Linked DNA regions of Homo sapiens: region 2 is linked to region 1. A link is an interaction called in ENCODE POLR2A ChIA-PET data of the cell type or tissue named here. Cell type or tissue: MCF 10A. All regions are shown on one strand. Region 1 has its middle 16 kb from the start of CDK17. Region 2 overlaps LOC105369923 (a long non-coding RNA gene).

Evidence for each region. ChIA-PET counts read pairs that join two places held together with the same protein. Peaks named below come from ENCODE experiments on the same cell type or tissue, not always from the same donor. Only the 100,000 strongest peaks of a DNase experiment are listed, where the experiment ranks them.
Region 2: POLR2A ChIA-PET joins it to region 1 with 5 read pairs; 4 of 35 experiments call an interaction of 5 or more read pairs at or near these places.

What each region holds. Positions count from the first base shown.
Region 1 is chr12:96,414,664-96,418,663 of GRCh38, reverse strand. No RefSeq gene overlaps it. Among named protein-coding and RNA genes, the nearest start is that of CDK17, 16 kb to the right of the region's middle. In MCF 10A, no CTCF peak of the experiment used is centred here; a DNase peak (open chromatin) is centred at 2,063.
Region 2 is chr12:96,104,599-96,108,598 of GRCh38, reverse strand. LOC105369923 (a long non-coding RNA gene) reads right to left here. Exons shown (of 3, transcript XR_945238.2): 3 at 1-618. Among named protein-coding and RNA genes, the nearest start is that of LINC02452, 66 kb to the left of the region's middle. In MCF 10A, no CTCF peak of the experiment used is centred here; no DNase peak of the experiment used is centred here.

The sequences.
Region 1 (4,000 bases):
AACTCAGGAGGCGGAAGTTACAGTGAGCTGAGATCACACCACTGTATTCCAGCCTGGGGAATAAGAGAGAAACTCCATCTCAATTAAAACAAACAAAAAAAAGGCATCTTGTTATATTTCCTTCCAAGTTTTTGTTGCAAGCAATTCTTTTTCCATAGTTATATATATGTTACATAGATATAGACAGACAGAAATCTTAACTCCATATCTTAAGCATGTTTCCATGTTTCTTCACTGTTCTAGTGCAGATAGCACATGGTAAGTGTTTAATAAATATTTACTTGAATGAGCCAACACAGTACAGTCAAACCTGTACCTTTGAAAATTGCTTATATAAAGAATTTTTTTTTTTGAGATGGAGTCTCGCTCTTGTTGCCCAGGCTGGAGTGCAATGGCCTGATCTTGGCTCACCACAACCTCCACCTCCCAGGTTCAAGCGATTCTCCTACCTCAGCCTCCCGAGTAGCTGGGACTACAGGAATGTGCCACCATGCCCAGCTAATTTGAACCACACCCAGCCAAGAAAATATTTTTATGTAACAAATTTACTTAATAAGATGCATTTACAGGCTGGGTGCAGTGGCTCACACCTGTAATCCCAATACTTCAGGAGGTCAAGGCGGGCGGATCATTTGAGGTCAGGAGTTTGAGACCAGCCTGACCAATATGGTGAAACCCCATCTCTACTGAAAATACAAAAAAAAATTAGCTGGGTGTGGTGGCAGGTGTATGATCAGGTTTCAGAAAAATTGTCTCATACTGCTCAAACCCCAAGAGGCTGTTTTTTGTTTGTGTTTGGTTTTGGTTTTGTTTTGAGACAGGATCTTGCTCTATTGCCCAGGCTGGAGTGCAGTGCCTCTATCATTGCTCACTGCAGCCTTAAATTTCTGAGCTCAAATGATCCTCTCACCTCAGCCTCCCAAAGTTCTGAATTACAACTGTAAGCCTCCTCATCTGACCCCAAGAGCATGTTTGACATGCTCAGCTACTCAGGAGGCTGAGGCAGGAGAATCGCTTGAACTCGGGAGGCAGAGTTTGCAGTGAGCCGAGATCGCCCCATTGCACTGCAGCCTGGGTGACAGAGGGAGACTCAAAAAAAAAAAAAAAAAAATGGCAGGGTGGTATGGGCAGTTATTATACAGAATAAATAACTATATATCATGATAGTTCAATAGTGCTTTCTTGGTAAGAATTAAAATTATATGTGGCATTATGTTTACAGATAATCTACTTATATTGCATGTAGCTAAAATTGAAAGAGCAAAAAGTGCTTCTAGGCTTAGGTATCCCTTGGTTTGATATGCTTTGCTAGAAGGTTATGAATGTGAAAGCCAGATTGCTTACTGAGCACCTTGATTCTGGCTCATGGCAGCTAGCAGAGAAAGAACTGAAAAAACAAAAACAAAAACACAGTTTTATATTATATTATCCTAAGAATTCATGAGACAGTGTGGTGGTTTTGTTGTTGCTATTGTTGTTTGTTGTTTTGTGAAGAAGATTCAATCTGAAAAGGCTGGAATTTTCCAAAAGCTTGTATTTGCCCTAACACTTCCCATCCTGAAACATCTGACAAGGCTTCTAATTGCATTGCTAGGCACAGGAAGCCACATGTAATGTAAGCCTCGTACTTTTTAAATGGTCAAGTTGAATTATGACTTGGAATAAAGGAATAATAGGGAATTAGCCCCTTTGCCAAATAAAATACTCTATTCTGAATTTACTGACATTTCATCTATTATTCTGAATTAGAACATGGAGTAACTTGCAATTATGCCATTTCTGTTTGGCAAAAAAGTGCCATATCTCAGTTCAGTCATTTTCTAATGCTTATCTGTCATATATGAGTTGAAATTTTTAAAAAGAAATTTTGTTATTCCCTTTTGGAAACCTCAAAGGTTCTGAATTACTTAAAATGGTAGAGAGTTACTTCCTCAAGTAAAAACTCTAATTGCAAACAGAACCTTGAGACTATAGTACACATGCAATGTTTGGCAATGCATCTGGTTTTTCTGCTTTGATGAAGAAAGAAGCTCAACACGTCACTATGTGTCACGGCTTTCTATAGCATCTTGCAAAAGCATTAAAGTCCCTGCCAATAGTCCTGAAAGATGTTTTACCTATAGCTGCAGACGTCATCAATTTCTCCAGATCCCAGGCTTTGACTCATTGGTGTTTAAAGAGATTTTTGTCAAGAAATAAAAGCAGAATACATGAATAAGGTAAGGCTTTTGTTCAGCATAAGATCCTGAGGTTGCCATTTTGGAAACCGACCAGAAAAAAAAAAAAAATCTGTGAGTCCTTTTGGCTAAGTTGCCACTGAGGGAGAGGAGATTGGGAACAGACAAATATGAACAACTTTTCCACGCCGGAGGATATTCTCCTGGCTCTGTTTAAGAGTGATGAAACATGTTGATTTCTCACAAGGTAGAAATCTACAGACTTCCGGAAACACTGCAGAATACCTCTAAAGGTTAAACTGGTTTGACCTTAAAATTGGAATGGTTATTTTAACCATTTTCTTGCTGACATATGCAACATAGATGATGCAGACTTTGCAAAGATGACCAACTTTGTAGATGTGAGGAAATGATGCAACTGCATTAGCTTGAAGGGTCCTAGAGAAATCCAGTGCATCTGGACTTAAACCTATTCATTTGCGACAACATACTTTTGTTAATCTGGGCTTTCTTACATTTGTTGCTATCAAAATTGATAGACTTACCACAAATGACAAGCATATTACCATGTAAGACTATGCTGTAATTTCTTCTCAAGTCAAGTAATGGCAGCCTTTATGTTGAAATTTGCTTTGGGGGAAGAATTTTAATTTTTTTCTTTTGTATTTGCTCACTGAATTTATTTTAGATTACTCCATTTACGTGAATAAACAAGAATGAGAGAAGAAAATTTTTTATAGGATTTTTTTTCTGTGTGAAGAAGTCAATTTCTAATACAATAAGATAAAATATGTGCCAAAATTAGGCGGGATGTTTATGTGCATTTTTGTGAGAAAGTGATTCTTATCTTTGATCAGGTCAAAAGAGGTGAATGACCCTCTCCCACCAATAAACAGGGTTAAGAATTGCTCGTTTAAACACCCACTTTAGGCTGGGCACAATGACTCACACCTATAATCCCAGCACTTTGGGATGCCAAGGCTGGAGGATTGCTTGAGTCCAGGAGTTTGAGACCAGCCTGGGCAAAACAGTGAGACCCCATCTCTACAAAAAATACAAAAATTAGCTGGGCTTGATGGCATGCACCTGTTGTACCAGCTACCTGAGAGGTTAAGAGGATACCTCGAGCCTGGGAGGCAGAGGCTGCAGTGAACTATTATCATGCCATTGCACTCCAGCCTGGGAGACAGATGGAGACCCTGTCTCAATAAATAAATGGCGACTTTATTTTATAGTGAATAAGTGAAGCCCCTGGAACATCAAACATTTGCCTAAGGTGACACAGCTAGTAAGTGTTAGGACTGGAATTTGAATCCAGTTATCTTATGTCTAAGGCGTAAGAGACATGTACTATATGAACTACTATATATGTAGCCATTACATTTCCTCAATGGGGCATCCCATAGTGACATAAGAAAGTTATTTGGAACCAGAACAAATCAAACCAAACCAAACCAAAACAAAACAAAAAAACAACCAATAAAACAAACAACAAAATTATGTGAAAGTGAAGTCTTTTGTTCCAAATGTGTGACTATCAGATTTTCTCAACCTTGACTTCCAACCTGTCCAAACCTGTGCTAACTGCCAGCTGCTTGGAAAATCCATCTGCCACCTACCGCATCTTGTTCCTGCTTGTTTTTCTTCTTTAATGACAGATGTCCCAGTTACAAATCCAATAGCAGATTTAAGCATCTGAAATAACCAACACCAGCCTTTACCTGGGTGTGTCTCTATTCTCAAAACCCAAACTCTGGCTTTTCCTGGTGTGTCACTTTGCCATTGTCTGAACTCTGGATATAATACTTTATACTACAGTTTGG
Region 2 (4,000 bases), 310 kb after region 1:
AGCTGCTCAAGTGGCAGGGCGTGGGGGAAGGGTTTGTCAGCCTGCAGTGACCTTAGGGTTGGAGAGGAAGCAGATTTTTGCTGCTCCTGCTGAAGGCTTCCTGAAGGCGGGGTTCCTGTTGTCTGCTGTTCTTTGGCCTTCCTCTGGGCACAGGCTTAACCAAGGTGCTTACATGCCGGCTCCTTGATTCACCCTCTGAGGCTTTGATTTCACGGTAACTTCATTTCCCCGACGTGGAACCCAGCTCGCTGAAGAGCTAAGGCCAAGACCTCACCGTGTGAACTTCTGTAGTTTCTGGCTTCAATAGCCGAATTCACTTTGATTCTAAAATTGCTTTTTTGAATTTAGAATGGTCTCTTTGTTACCTCCTTTCTTATTTTCTGTTTTCTCCTTGTCTCCTTGGAGTCTGCTCAGTTATCGAGGAACTGCAGTGCTACTTTCAGAAATGTTCTCGGGTCGAGTGCTGGGCGCCCTGGGTGACCGCAGCCAGGTCCTAGGCTCTTCCTGAACCAAACATCCAAACCCCAACCCATGAGGGGAATTGTGTTCCTCTTAGGAAGGATCCTGGTCTGCTTGGGGTGTCTGTGACTGAAGCCTGTCTTGTCCAATTCTCTCATTCTGGAAAAACGGCAGTAAGAAACATTCACTGGAAGATTGTGGAGGTTTAAGTAATGGGAAACGAGTGTCTCTGGTGAAACTATACTTCTATGGTCCCAGTTCCTGGCCTTCATCTTCCCTGCTAGCCCAACTAGGCTGTCCCCTCCCCTGCCTTCCCCAGACCCCATCACAGTGGTGTTGGAAAGTGGAATAGCCAGTGGCTGGGGAAGGAGGCTTTGGATTCTGGCAGTCCTGCCTTTAACTCCCGGCACCATCACATGGGTTTGTTACTCAGTTTCCCCATCTGTAAAATGGGGACGATGATCGCTATTCCAGCGATTTGCTTGGAGGGTTGAATGAAACAACAGAGGTGTAAAGAGAACTTTTTATGTATCAGAATTCCTCTTAGGAAGGTAGAGCTGTCTTTGTTGAGAAAATACTTTGCTAAGTTCAAGTAGGAACCGAGATCCTTCTGGCCGGAGGTGGGAGGGAACGCTCCCAACAAGACAAAGGGAGGATTTTGTTTGCAACTCCAGGGAGGAAGTGGGGGGCCAGGAGAGGGCGGAAGCCCAGTGCTCCAGGAATGACCCCTCCCCATGGATACCGCACTCCCATCCCCACCCTCCACCAAAATCTTGAATCAGGTTTACTGAATTCATGGAACACTTGAAGTAATGAGGAAAGCAGAGAGGGGCTGAGTTGTGTCTCTGGGGAGCTCTGAAACAAAACCATAGTAGCATTTCAGAATGAGAGGGGATGGAGGCAAAGGACAGCTAAGGACAAAAGACACAGGACCCCGGGCTGGGCGTGCTGGCTTACGCCTGTAATCCAAACTGTTGGGACACTTTGGTAGGCCGAGGCAGGTGGATCACAAGGCCAGGAGTTCAAGACCAACCTGGCCAACATGGTGAAACACCATCTATACTAAAAATACAATAGCCGGGTGTAGTGGCAGGCACCTGTAATCCCAGCTACTCGGGAGGCTGAGGCAGAGAATTGCTTGAACCCAGGAAGCAGAGGCTGTAATGAGCTGAGATCATGCCATTGCACTCCAGCCTGGGCAACAGAGTGAGACTCTGTCTCAAAAAAAAAAAAAGGAAAAAAAAAAAAAAGACGCAGGCACCCTCCTAAGAAGAGATTGGACTATCAAGGGCAGCAAATCTGAGAGGTAGGGGCACCAGCCACAACCTGCATATGCAAGAAAACAAATTGTAGTTTAGTATCATTAGCCCCTGTTTCGTGCCTTCCTGGGTCTTTCCTTCTTGACCTTCCATCTGGTTAGACATTGCTTCCTTCAGGAAGCCTTCTCTGATTTTCCATACATGGGTAAGAACTGTACATTCTGAGCTCCCTTGTTCATTTTCATCCTGGAGATGTCACCCTGAGTTATAATTGCTCGTTTGGATGCCTGGTCTCTCCTACCAGACTATACACTCCATGGGGTGTACATCTTTTACACCACTGTGTTCCCAAACCTGGCATAGCACCTTGTACATCTGTTTTCAATAAAATACATGTTCAGCAAATGACAGTCTCATAGAAAAAGCCCAGTCTTTGGTGTTCTATAAAACCTGGGTTCAGATCCTGACTCTGTCACTTAAAAGCTGTGTAACTCTGGGCGTATTACTTAACCTCTCTGAGCCTCACTCATCATCTCTGTAAACAGGTGTAAGGTACAAGGTCAGTGTGAGGACTCAATGGGAGGAAATGTGGAAAGTGTGGTGCATGGCCACAGTCAGCACTCAGCAGATGTTGGGTTCTCATCTCTGTCTCCTATATTTAACACATCTATTCCAGCCACATGTCCCCACCAAGCCAGGGCCCTCGGCACCTTATAAAACCTCCTACTTGTTACCTTACTTCACACTGTCTGTCTCAGATGTATTAAGCTCTTCCTTTGTACCAGATACTGCTCTAAACTAGGTGTCAGCAGACTACAGCCTGTGAACCAAATCTAGCCCCACACCTGTTTTTGTATATAATGTCCATGAGCTAAGAAAGGTTTTCACATTTTTAAATGGTTAGGAAAAAACTAGAAATAATATTTCATGCCACATAAGAATTATTTGAAATTCAAATTTTAGTGCCCATAAATAAACTTTTTTTTTTTTTCGAGACAGCTTCTCACTCTGTTGCCTAGGCTGGCGTGTAGTGGTGTGATCATGGCTCACTGCAGCCTTGACATCCGGGGCTTAAGCCATGCTCCCACCTCAGCCTCCCGAGTAGCTGGTACTACCCGTGCGCCACCACGCCAGGCTTATTTTAAACTTTTTTTGCAGAGATGGGGTTTAGCTATATTGCCTAGGCTGGTCTTGAACTCCTGGGCTGAAGTGGTCCTCCTGCCTCTACCTCCTGAAGTGCTGAGATTATAGGCCTGAGCCACTGCACTCAGCCATAAATAAACTTTTATTGATATATAGCCATACAAATTATTTTTCATCTTGTCCATGGCTGCTTGTCTCTTTGGGCTGCTACAACAAAATAGCGCCTTATAAACAACAGACATTTATGTCACACAGTTCTAGGAGTGGGGAAGCCCAAGATCAAGGCCCCAGCAGATTCAGTGTTGGGTGAGGGCTTTCTAGTTTGTAGAAAATTCATTTCTAATTCATTTCTAGATGATACCTTCTCCCTGTGTCCTCACATAATGGGAGAGGCTAGCTAGCTCTCTGGGGCCTCTTTTACAAGGGCATTAGTCGCAGTCTTGAAGGCTTTACCCTCATAGCCTAATCCCCTCCCCAAAGCCCCATCTCCTGATACTATCACCCTGGGGGTTAGGATTTCAACATGCGAATTTGGGGGGACACAAAACATTCAGACCATATCCTCTGCTTTTTTTTTTTTTTTTTTTTTTTGAGGCAGAGTCTTGCTGTGTCACCCAGGCCGGAGGGCAGTGGTGCGATCTCGGCTCACTGCAACCTCGCCTCCCGGGTTCAAGCGATTCTCCTGCCTCAGCCTCCCAAGTAGCTGGGATTACAGGTGTGCATCACCACGCCCGGCTGATTTTTATATTTTTAGTAGAGATAGGGTTTTGCCATGTTGGCCAGGCTGGTCTTGAACTCCTGACCTCAGGTGATCCGCCCGCCTCAGCCTCCCACAGTGCTAGGATTACAGGCGTGAGCCACTGCACCAGGCCTATAGCTTCTACTTTTGGACTACAATGGCGGAGTTGAGCAGTTGTTGCAGAGACCATATGGCCCACAAAGCCAAAAATACTTACCATCTGGCCCTTTTTAGAAAACGTTTTCCAACCCCTGTTCTAAGCAGTGCCCACACTGATGACTCTCAAGCCGTCATAAGCCATGTGAAGTCAGCCCCAGTACTTCTCATTCTACAGTGGAGGAGCCCGAGGTGGAAAGAGGTTAAGTCCCATGGCCACAGTCACACAGTGGTAGATGGTAGA